2 separate regions of the Homo sapiens genome follow, and region 1 is linked to region 2. Evidence: read pairs that join two places in POLR2A ChIA-PET (ENCODE). Cell type or tissue: OCI-LY7. All regions are shown on one strand. Each heading gives the region's core, and the rest is flanking DNA. Links, peaks and the distances in the headings are about the cores only.

Region 1 (5,378 bases), core at 57-5,056, 140 kb before region 2:
GCTTGAACCCGGGAGGCAGAGGTTGCAGTGAGCCAAGATCGCACCATTGCACTCCAGCCTAGGAGACAGAGTGAGACTCCGTCTCAAAAAAAAAAAAAAAAAAGTATGTTTTAGGCTGGGTACGGTGGCTCACACCTGTAATTCCAGCACTTTGGGAGACTGAGGCAGGCGGAACACAAGGTCAACACATCGAGACCATCCTGGCCAACATGGTGAAACCCTGTCTCTACTAAAAATACAAAAATTAGCTGGGCATGGTGGCCCACGCCTGTAGTTCCAGCTACTCCAGAGGCTGTGGCAGGAGAATCACTTGAACCCCGCAGGCTGAGGTTGCAGTGAGCTGAGATCGTGCCACTGCACTCCAGCCTGGCGACAGAGCGAGACTCCATCTCTAATTGTAAGAATTAGAGAAACAACTAAGGGTATAATTCCAAAAATATGTGAAGAAAATTATGAAAGAAATTAGAATGTTACATAATAATTATGCTCTTAATGCAAAACAAAGCAGTAGAAGTAGAAAAATATAACAAAATGCATGAGATTATAGAAAAGAAAATAATATAACAAATATAAGCACAGCTATATAAATAATAACATTACATATAAAAAGATTAAACAGGGCCAGGTGCAGTGGCTCACGCCTGTAATCCCAGCACTTTGGGAGGCCAAGGCAGGCGGATCACTTGAGGTCAGGAGTTCGAGACCAGCCTGGCCAACATGGTGAAACCCCATCTCTACTAATAATACAAAAATTACCTGGGTGTGGTGCTGCACGCCTGGAGTCCCAGCTACTCAGGAGGCTGAGGCAGGAGAATCTCTTGAACCCGGGAGGTGGAGTTGCAGTGACCCAAGATCACACCAGTGCACTTCAGCCTGGGCGACACAGTGAAACTACGTCAAAAAAAAAAAAAAAATTAAACAATTAAGGAAAGCTGAGATTTAAAAAATTAAATATAGAAAAATCTAATTGAATGCTGTTCACAATACATGCACTTTGGATACAAAAGAACAAATACTATAAAAGTGAAAAGGCGGAAGCATGCAAATAGCTACCATAAGAAAGTTGTATTTGTTGGCTGGGCACGGTGGCTTATGCCTGTAATCCCAGCACTTTGGGAGGCCGAGGCTGGCGGATCATTTGAGGCCAGGAGTTTGAGACCAGCCTGGCCAACATGGTGAAACCCCGTCTCTACCAAAAGTACAAAAAAATTAATCAGGCTTGGTGGCATACGCCTGTAGTCTCAGCTACTCAGGAGGCTGAAGCAGGAGAATCGCTGGAACCCGAGAAGCAGAGGTTGCAGTGAGCCGAGATCATGCCATTTCACTCCGGCTTGGGCGACAGAGCGAGACTCTGTCTCAAAAAAAAAAAAGAAAGAAAAGAAAAAAGAAAGTTGTAGCTGTTATTTTAAAATTAGAATAAGCAGAATTTAAAACAAAAATATTTAATAGACATAAAGTAGGACATTTGATAGAGATAAAATGGATAATAAAAAAGATAATAAAAAGGATGGCATGACAATTATAAACATATATACACCAAGAAATAATCGGCAAAATACATAAAGTCAAAACCGAGAAAAATGAAGAAAAAATAGAGAATTCAACGATGATAATCGAAGACATACATATCTTTTAATAATCATTTAAAAAGCAGTAAGAAGATCAGCAAGAAAATGAAGCACTTGAAAAGAAAGGTAAAAATAACTAGACCTAGCAGACATGCTTAGTATGCCCCCAGGAAGCACCTGCAGGTTATATATTCTCCTTAAATGCATGTGGAATCTTCTCTAGGAGAGAATATACTCAATGCCATAAAAATAAAAAATGCAATTTAAGTATTTAACAAATGCAATGTGTGTTCTCTAACCAGAGTGAAAGAAAATTAGAAACTGATGATAGCTATAAATCTGTACAGATATGTAGACATTTCTCCTTGAAGGTGAAAAGAAAATTATCCTAAATAAAGTGTTTGTAAAAGTACACCCTCAGGTAAAGCAGGCTTGCTACTTTGTCAGATGTATCCATGCTTAGTCCAGCCTTAGAGAATTTTTTCTTTGCTCTATTTCTTAATAGGCTCCATGCTGAACTCAGTAATTATAGCCAAGGAACAGTAGCAAAGTTAGAAAGACCACCTTTTGAACTAAATTACGACTTCCTGAAATTTATCTTGAAATCCTTTTGTTTAAAAAAAAAATCTATGTCTGTAAAGGAAATCTCTATTTGTAAGGTGTCTGCAATACATTAAAAATATTTGGTCGAACGTTGTGGCTCATGCCTGTAATCCCAGCACTTTAGGAGGCCGAGGAGGGTGGATCACTTGAGCTCAGGAGTTTGAGACAAGGCTGGCCAACATGGTGAAACCCCATCCCTACTAAAAATACAAAAAAATAAAAAAATTAGCCAGGCATGGTGGCAGGCGCCTGTAATCCCAGCTACTTTGGAGGCCGAAGCAATAGAATTGCTTGAACCCAGGAGATGGAGGTTGCAGTGAGCCAAGATGAGGCCATTGCACTCCAGCCTGGGTGACAGAAAAAAAAAAATAGTATTGTTTTAAATTTACACAAGTCATACATTTAATATGCTTTTCTGACCATCTTCTCTTAACTAAACTTTTACTTACACTATATTTTCATTGGTCGAAAAAATAATACAACATTTTAGCCTAAATTGTTAGCTCTGTGCTTTAGAAATATACGTTTCTTGTTTCACCTAAGTTGTCCCATTAGAAACGCAAGCTTGTTGCCTAGACAAAAATTGCTTAGAGCAATGAAACAGGTAACTGGAAGTTTGATAGGCTAAATGGGAAAAATGAAAAGTATTTAAAAGCCAGCAGATGAAAATTGTTTAGAAAAGCTATAAGATCTGCTTCTATATGTTTGTCCTTATGTCTATACGTGTTATGTGTATGTGACCATACTTGGTAAATAAAGGTAGTTTTTAAATTGTTGGTTAAATATAAATGGCTTTGTAGGCCCGGTGCAGTGGCTCACACCTGTAATCTCAGCACTTTGGGAGGCCAAATCACTTGAGGTCAGGAGTTTGAGACAGACCTAGCCAACATGGTGAAACCCCGTCTCTACTAAAAATAAAAAAATTAGCTGGGTGTGGTGGTGGGTGCCTGTAGTCCCAGTGACTTGGGAGGCTGAGGCAGAGAATCACTTGAACCTGGGAGGCAGAGGTTGCAGTGAGCCAAGATCACACCACTGCACTCCAGCCTGGGCAATAACGTGAGACTCCATCTCGAGGAAAAAAAAAAGGCTTCATAATAATCATTTAAATATAATTCAATACTTGAGCAAATTTTTGGTTTTGAGCCTGTGGACTCAGGTGTCAGGTTGGGTGGCCGTGTTGAGGCCTGGCAACAAATTCTCAGTGCCTACACTGGCAGCTACCAGACAGAATCAAGCCCAATATGGCCCCTTCTTCTCTGTTCCAGCTTTGCTCCTCGCTTTTCTTTAAGAGGATGGAGGCCGGGCGCGGTGGCTCAAGCCTGTAATCCCAGCACTTTGGGAGGCCGAGGCGGGAGGATCACGAGGTCAGGAGATCGAGACCATCCTGGCTAACACGGTGAAACCCCGTCTCTACTGAAAATACAAAAAAATCAGCCAGGCGTGGTGGCCGGCGCCTGTAGTCCCAGCTATTCGGGAGGCTGAGTCACGAAAATGGCGTAAACGCGGGAGGCGGAGCTTGCAGTGAGCCGAGATCAGGCCACTGCAAAAAAAGAGGATGGATTTTTCTTCTGCCCTGTGCTCCACACTTGGTATATAAATTCACGACTTACTCAAAACCTGACTTTTATACCCATCTTGGGTGCCGCATGCTTACTTAAGAGCCAAGATGACTGCGAAATACAATGAGAATAATGCCTGTTTCATAGTTTCAAAATCCTTTTCTATAATTTAAAATATTAAAATCATATTACGGTAATTCAATAATCATCATAACATTTCTGAGTCATTTGTGTGTTAAAATACTAAAATATTGGCCGGGTGCAGTGGCTCATGCCTGTAATCCCAGCACTTTGGGAGGCCGAGGCAGGCAGATCACAAGATCAGGAGTTTGAGACCAGCCTGGCCACATGGTGAAACCCCATCTCTACTAAAAATACAAAAAAGTTAAAAAGGTAAAAACAACTAGACCTAGCAGACATGCTTAGTATGCCCCCAAGAAGCAACTGCAGATTATATATGTTACACCGTCTCAAAAAAACTAACAAACAAACAAACAAAACATACAATCCTGAGAAGAAAACTGAAACTTCGTGTACATTTCTGCTACATGGTGGGCCAGTTAAACGTTTGTACAGATATTTTACTGTAATTTTTAATGCATGTTTTCTGGTATTATAAAAGCTTTCTTATGCAAGAAGGCTGATGTTATAACAGTAGCTTAAAGGATATTAGGAAACATGTTTTCTTCACGGGACATTTCTGAAAAAGTCTCCAATGATAAGGATACTTATTTCATTAGAATAGTTGTAAAACGGTTAAATAAGGTATTATAGATCCACTAGTATTGAGCAAAGCTAAGTAAATTGATTGGATTGCTTTTGTAGTTGCAGATTGATGACAATCAGATCCACTTAGAGGGGAAAAAATGTGTTGACCCTTATAAAATAGTCATTGGAAGTCCTATGCACCTAATAATAGAACCTCATGCATCTTCTGCTACCGAAGTCTAATTATCACTAAATTCAGCAAGGCTTTAGGGCATTATGGCCAAGCATATTTTCACCAGGTAAAGAAAGCTAATAGTCTACTGACTGAGGATAGTAAAACCCTTTATACTCTAGAACCCAGAGATTGAGTCTGGTTGCCATCTGCACTGCAGCAAGACTTGAGGACCTTGAACCTTGATTTCATAATCTTATAACTCAGAAGGGGCCCTCCAATCTCTTGCAATTGTATACCCATTGGAGATTTTAAGGTAAAGTTAACCAGGGAAGATTCTCCTCAAAAGAAGATGGCAACCTTGATGTAAATAGCTGTTTACACAAGATAAAAAATCAAGACATCTCTGCTATCATGACACTCTTAGTTCACAGATTTTTTTTAATGGCTCTGTAAATAACAAAAATAAAAAAGGGGTCTCTTGTGTGCACTTATGGGGTATACTTTTATATGTAGAGAATTTTGCACCAAACCTTATATATGAACAAACTTATGCCTTGATAGGTAAAAGATGAAGGGCCAATGTAGGTGAGAAATTTTAATGGGACATTTGTTGCCTCATAATACCAGAAACAGAATATTGGTCCACTGCTCTTAACCTACTTCATAAGTTAAAGAGAACTTATTCAGAATTGGTTAGGGAGCATTGCCAGGAAGCCATTACTCCTCTGAATGGGCATAATTTTTAGGTCTTTTTTCCCATGGTTT
Region 2 (5,378 bases), core at 123-5,122:
CACTTTCCCCCCTTTTTTTAAATTTTAAGCACAGGTCTTTTTTTCTTCTTTTTTTAAATTTTAATTTAATTATACAAGACGGAGTCTCAGTATGTTGCCCAGGCTGGTCTTGGACTCCTGAGCTCAAGTGATACATCCGTCTCCGCCTCCCAAAGTGCTGGGATTACAGGCCTGAGACACTGTGCCCGGCCTTAAACACAAATCTTAATTCATTCTTACAACTATCCTGAGGTTAGAAAAATGGAAGGGGAAGAAAAATGGCAAGCAGGCAGGCTGACTTCGGCTTCATTATTTGGAAGGACAGTTTGCTCGGTTAAAACACACTACTGCCCACAAAGGCCAAGACAACAGAAAAATACAGACTTATATAAATAGATTTTATATGTGACAGCAGTTTGAATGGAGACTTTTTCAATGCAAATGACAAACAGCTGTCCTTGGGAATAAATGACAACGAATTTTTTTATCTCAACAGCTGTCCTGAGAGCACGTCTCTACATCTCTACCTGCATTCTGGAAACCGGGAGAAAGCCAAAACGGACGACAAGACACTAGATCAGCCGTGTCCAACCCTGTGACTACAAGGACTTTTCCGCCTATCTTTGGTGGTGGGTATCATCAAAATTCTGCACAAACCTTTTTTTTTTTTTTTTTTTTAAGCTCATTAGCTGTTGTTAGCATTAGTGTATTTTATGTGTGGCCCAGGAGCATTCTTCTTCCAATGTGGGCCTGAGAAGCCAAAAGACTGGACACCTGTGCACTAAATCAAAAGGCTATTCCTTCTGGAAGCAATTGTAAAGAATTTCTCACATTATCTTGACACGAAAACCAATGGATAGTGGGACAGAATGCAAAATCTTCAAGAATTTTTGTTGTTGTTGTTGTTGTTTTTGAGTCAAGGTCTTGCTCTGTGGCCCAGGCTGGAGTACACTGGTGAGATCACAGCTCAGTGCAGGCTCAAGTGCTCCTCCCGCCTCAGCCACAGTACTAGCTGGGACTACAGATGCGCACAGCCACCCCTGGCTAATATTTTATCTTTTGTAGAGACGGGGTCTCACTGTATTGTCCAGGTTGGTCTCAAACTCTTTGACTCAAGGGATCCAGGACAGGATAACAGGTGTGAGCCACCACACCTGGCCATGTGCATGAACTTTTAAGACAAACACAAGGCCCCACAAAAGGTAAGGTTTTCCCACCTAATTTCCAGGGGATCTTTTGGTGCAAGGATGAGAAGCCCTTAAAAGTACACAGACAACTCCAAAGATTCAAGACAGTTCATTCGGGCTGAGCCAGCCCACTGGGCAGACAGACCTTCAAGAAAGGCCCACGCATGACATACACCAGATGGCTCTCCAAGAATCGCTTCAGTCCTCAGGGTCCCTAAGGTACTGGACAGAGCTAGGAAAGCAAACCCATTTGCTTCTTCCTGCACGAAACCCCTTGAGGTCAAGACCCCACAATCAGACGAGGATGGAGTGGCTCACCCTCAGTCAACAGGCCAGACTCAAGGTGGTATAATGACTTAACCAAGGGTGTGGGACTCCAGGTCTGACTCCCAACTCAGTTCTCCTTTAATAACCACACTTTGGTAATTCTCCTTAACAGGGGTTCCTGGCAAGTCAGTTCTCCCTCGGGCCTTTGGTTTCCTCACCTACAAGATGAGAGGGCCGGACCAGATGGAAATTCGGGGGTAAGGGGATGTCCGCGCGCAGCCCACCCTCACCCTCCCCGCCCCACGGGACCCTAGCGCCTCCATCCCAGTTCCCACCAAGCACCCGCCCCACAAATCCTGCCCAAGGTGAGGGCTGGTCCCGGGTCTCTCGGCTGCCGCATCAGCGAGTGCAGGAGGGAGGGGAAGCCTCCAAGGGCGCGACGCGGGCTCAAGGATGCAACTCGGCCAGGAGTGAACTGGGGCCCCAAGGGAGGTGTCCGGGCCGCTGCTCGAGCCCAGCCCGGGTCCCCAAACCCCTTACCTCCAGGGTCCGTATCTCCTGCTCGGTGAGGTCGTTGGACACAGCGCACTTGGTGCGCAGCCCGCGCAGGCTGCCAATGGAGATGCCGATGAGCTTCTGGAGCTGTCCGCACTGCTGCAGCCCCGGGCTGGCCGGGGCCCCTGCGCCACCCTCAGCGGCCGCTGCATCACCCCCGCCACCGCCCTCCTTCTTCTCTCCCATCGCCTCCGCGCGCAGTGCCGCCCTATGCAGGCCACAGCGGCCGAGGCAGGGAGCCCGGGGCTCGGGCGCCTAGGCAAGGAACCCCCGAGCCGGGAGAGCCCCTCGGCGCTGCCCTTGCCAGGACGCCAGTAGAGCTGGCAGCGGAGTCTGCCGCTCCCGCCCTCAGAGCCGCGGCGGCGGGAGCAGAAAGCCGCGGCGGCAAAAAGCGGCGGCGGGGGCAAAAAGCCGCGGCGGCAGGGGGCAAAATGCCGCGGGAGCAAAAAGCCGCGGCGGCGGGGGCAGAAAGTCGCGGCGGCGGGGGGCAAAAAGCCGCGGCGGCGGGGGGCAAAAAGCCGTGGCAGCAGAAAGCCGCGGCGGCGGGCGCAAAAAGCCGCGGCGTCGGGGGCTAAAAGCCGCAAAAAGCCGCGGAGGGGGGAGCGAAAAGCAGTGGGAGCTGGGGCAAAAAACCACAAAAAGCCGAGGCAGCGGCGGCAGAAAACCTCGGCAGCGGGGGCAAAAAGCTGCAGCGGCAAAAAGCGGCGACGGGGGCAAAAAGCCGCGGTGGCAAAAATGCGCGGCGGCGGGGGAAAAAGCCGCGGCGGAGTGGGGCGAAAAGCAGTGGGAGCTGGGGCAAAAAAACCACAAAAAGCCGCGGCAGCGGCGGCAGAAAACCTCGGCAGCGGGGGCAAAAAGCCACGGTGGCGGGGGTAAAAAGCAGCGGTGGCAAGAAGCCGCGACGGTGGGGGCAAGAAGCCGCGGCGGCCCAGGCAAAAGGCCGCAAAAGCCGCGGCGACGGGGGCGAAAAGCCGCGGCGGCGGAGGCAAAAAGCCGCGACGGCAGGGGGCAAAAAGCTGCAAAAGCCTCGGTGCGGGTGAAAAAAGTCGCGGCGAGAAAAAGCCGCTGAGGCGGGGGCAAAAAGCCGCGGCGGCAGGGGCGAAAACCAGCAAAAAGCCGCCGCGGTGGGGGCAAAAAGCAGTGGGAGCTGGGGTAAAAAACCACAAAAAACCGCGGCAGCGGCGGCAGCAAGCCACGGCGGCGGGGGCAAAAAGCCGCGGCGGCAAAAACCCGGGGTGGCAAAAAGCCGCGGCGCCGGGGGACGAAAAGCTTCAAAGGCCGCTTCGGCGGGGGCAAAATAGTGGAAAGGAGGTAGAAGGCTGGCACAGCTTGGCATTGCTGGAGTGTGATGTGATAGGAAAAGTGCACCCGAAAACAAAGATGTAAGTGGGCTTGACTCAGTGCAGCTAAGAACCTAGATGTTATCTTGAGGGTATTAACTAATAAGCAGTTTAAATCAGAATGGCACATTCTGATTTGTTTTTTGTATGTTCACATTTGGCAGACATAGATACTGTTTGAAGAGAGGAAAGTCAGTAAATAGACGTAACAAACTTGAATATGTGCAAAGTCTAGAAACAAGAGACTAGGGGGATAAGAACCTTTCAAAAATGCAAGATTTGAAAACTGGCTGGGGGATGAGGAAAAGGCAGGTCTTTAAGGTCAATCCTTGTTTTGCTTTAAGTTGTTAGGGGGTGGTTTTATCACATATTGTAGAATATGTCATTTCAGTTTTGAACATCTTGAGTTAAATTGTCCTAACATATCTTATGAATTTGGTTTTCTTCCCTGGGAAGCTGATATTTCAAAAACTTAAAGACTATAGATTTCCAACTTGTATCCAATTTATAAAATTATCTCTAGGCTGCTGGTTTCAGGAGGAGGCTCACTGAATATTCTATTTGCAGAGAATATATCAGGAGTTAACAGCCTCAATTTTTGTGGACAACCAGTTAACTAAGCCACCTCTTAGTGTATTTAGTTGGGAAATCTTAGCTGAAGATATTCATTAATGAACCAACAGTGACTAAAAAATTCATTATTTAAGTACATTTCATTGTAATTAATTTGAATTTAAGTAGCCATATACAGCTAGTATTTACTACATTGAACAATGCAAATAAGAGGAAAAAATTAATAACCATCTCTAATATCACATGCCAAAATCCTAATCAATTTATTCTAGCTAAAGGAGTTTATCAGAAGCAGCAATTGAAAGTACCAACTAAACCAGTTGGGGTTAATTCACTGTCATTCTCTCAGAACCATCTCTTCTCTGAACAAAACAAGTACAAGAGTTAATTGTGAATCTGCATTTTCCTTGCCTATTTTAAGGTTTGGATGTTGACACTAATTTGTGAAATCCCGCCTGTGGTGTGATATTTGATTTTCCTTGCTTTTTGTTAGGGCAAGAATGCTTCAGCTCTTAATTTAAAATTATGTTTCTCCCTCCTAGGTTGAGTGAACTTAGAATGCATTCTCTGACATATCCAAGTTTTTGTTAATATGGATCTGGGGAAAAAAGCATACTTAATTAGCTAAGACTTCTTATTCTAGGCTTGACCCTGTGTTCGACATCTTTTGAATTTGTAGTTGCATAGGCTGCTCTCTGACACTGGTTGGTGATCTTGAAGCTATATTAACATTAGGGGAGGTGGTGTATTAGCATTAGAGGTATCCTTGCAAGGAAAAACTTGTCTTATCTCAATACGTCTTTTTTTTTGCACACAAGAAAGTCAATGTTTGAGTCTTCTAAAATCTTCCTATTTCCAAGTTGCAGAGTACCATTGATTCCTAAACAAAGATCTAATTTTTGACTCAGAGACGTGGCAAGGTAGTGAATAACCATTATAATTTAACAACCTTCAAGATAAAATTATCTCTCTGATATTTAGATTTTGCCCGATTATTAAGATATTTGAGTGTTTCTTTAAGAATGGAACACTCTAGTCTCTTGAGCAGAGATTATAAAGGCCTCAGATGATCATTTTTTATGCTCTTTTCTTTAACACCTTCAACACAGTTGGAAGCAGCCAATATTCCCCAGAGTTGTTGTGTTTTTTAAACCAAATGCATGGTTCAGTGGTAGAAAACTGGGCTGATCCAAGCTGTTTTCAGTAAACACTTCATTTCAGGTGACCTATTTCATATGAAATAATCTCTAGATCCTGTCTTCAAAACTAACTAGATCAGATAACCTACCCTAGATTTTCCCCTTTTAGGGTCTGTTAGCTGCAGTCACTTTTGTGAAAATGATTGCAGTGAAAAGATAGAGTTGTAGATGGGGAAAATGTTTTGACTAATTTAAGCATAGTGGTATTTAATATGAGAATTTAAGTTACACACATTTGAAAATTACAATGGAGTCTCTTGGCTGAGCTTTAAAAAAAA

The links. Peaks named below come from ENCODE experiments on the same cell type or tissue, not always from the same donor. Only the 100,000 strongest peaks of a DNase experiment are listed, where the experiment ranks them.
Region 1: POLR2A ChIA-PET joins it to region 2 with 15 read pairs; 4 of 35 experiments call an interaction of 5 or more read pairs at or near these places.

Annotation. Positions count from the first base shown.
Region 1 is chr7:65,363,944-65,369,321 of GRCh38, forward strand. No RefSeq gene overlaps it. Among named protein-coding and RNA genes, the nearest start is that of ZNF92, 7.2 kb to the right of the region's middle. In OCI-LY7, for the core only: no CTCF peak of the experiment used is centred there; no DNase peak of the experiment used is centred there.
Region 2 is chr7:65,506,805-65,512,182 of GRCh38, forward strand. It overlaps the pseudogene LOC101929322. Among named protein-coding and RNA genes, the nearest start is that of ZNF92, 140 kb to the left of the region's middle. RefSeq lists an enhancer at 2,383-3,381. In OCI-LY7, for the core only: no CTCF peak of the experiment used is centred there; DNase peaks (open chromatin) are centred at 2,567, 3,127 and 4,635; H3K4me3 peaks cover 3,571 bases; H3K27ac peaks cover 3,691 bases.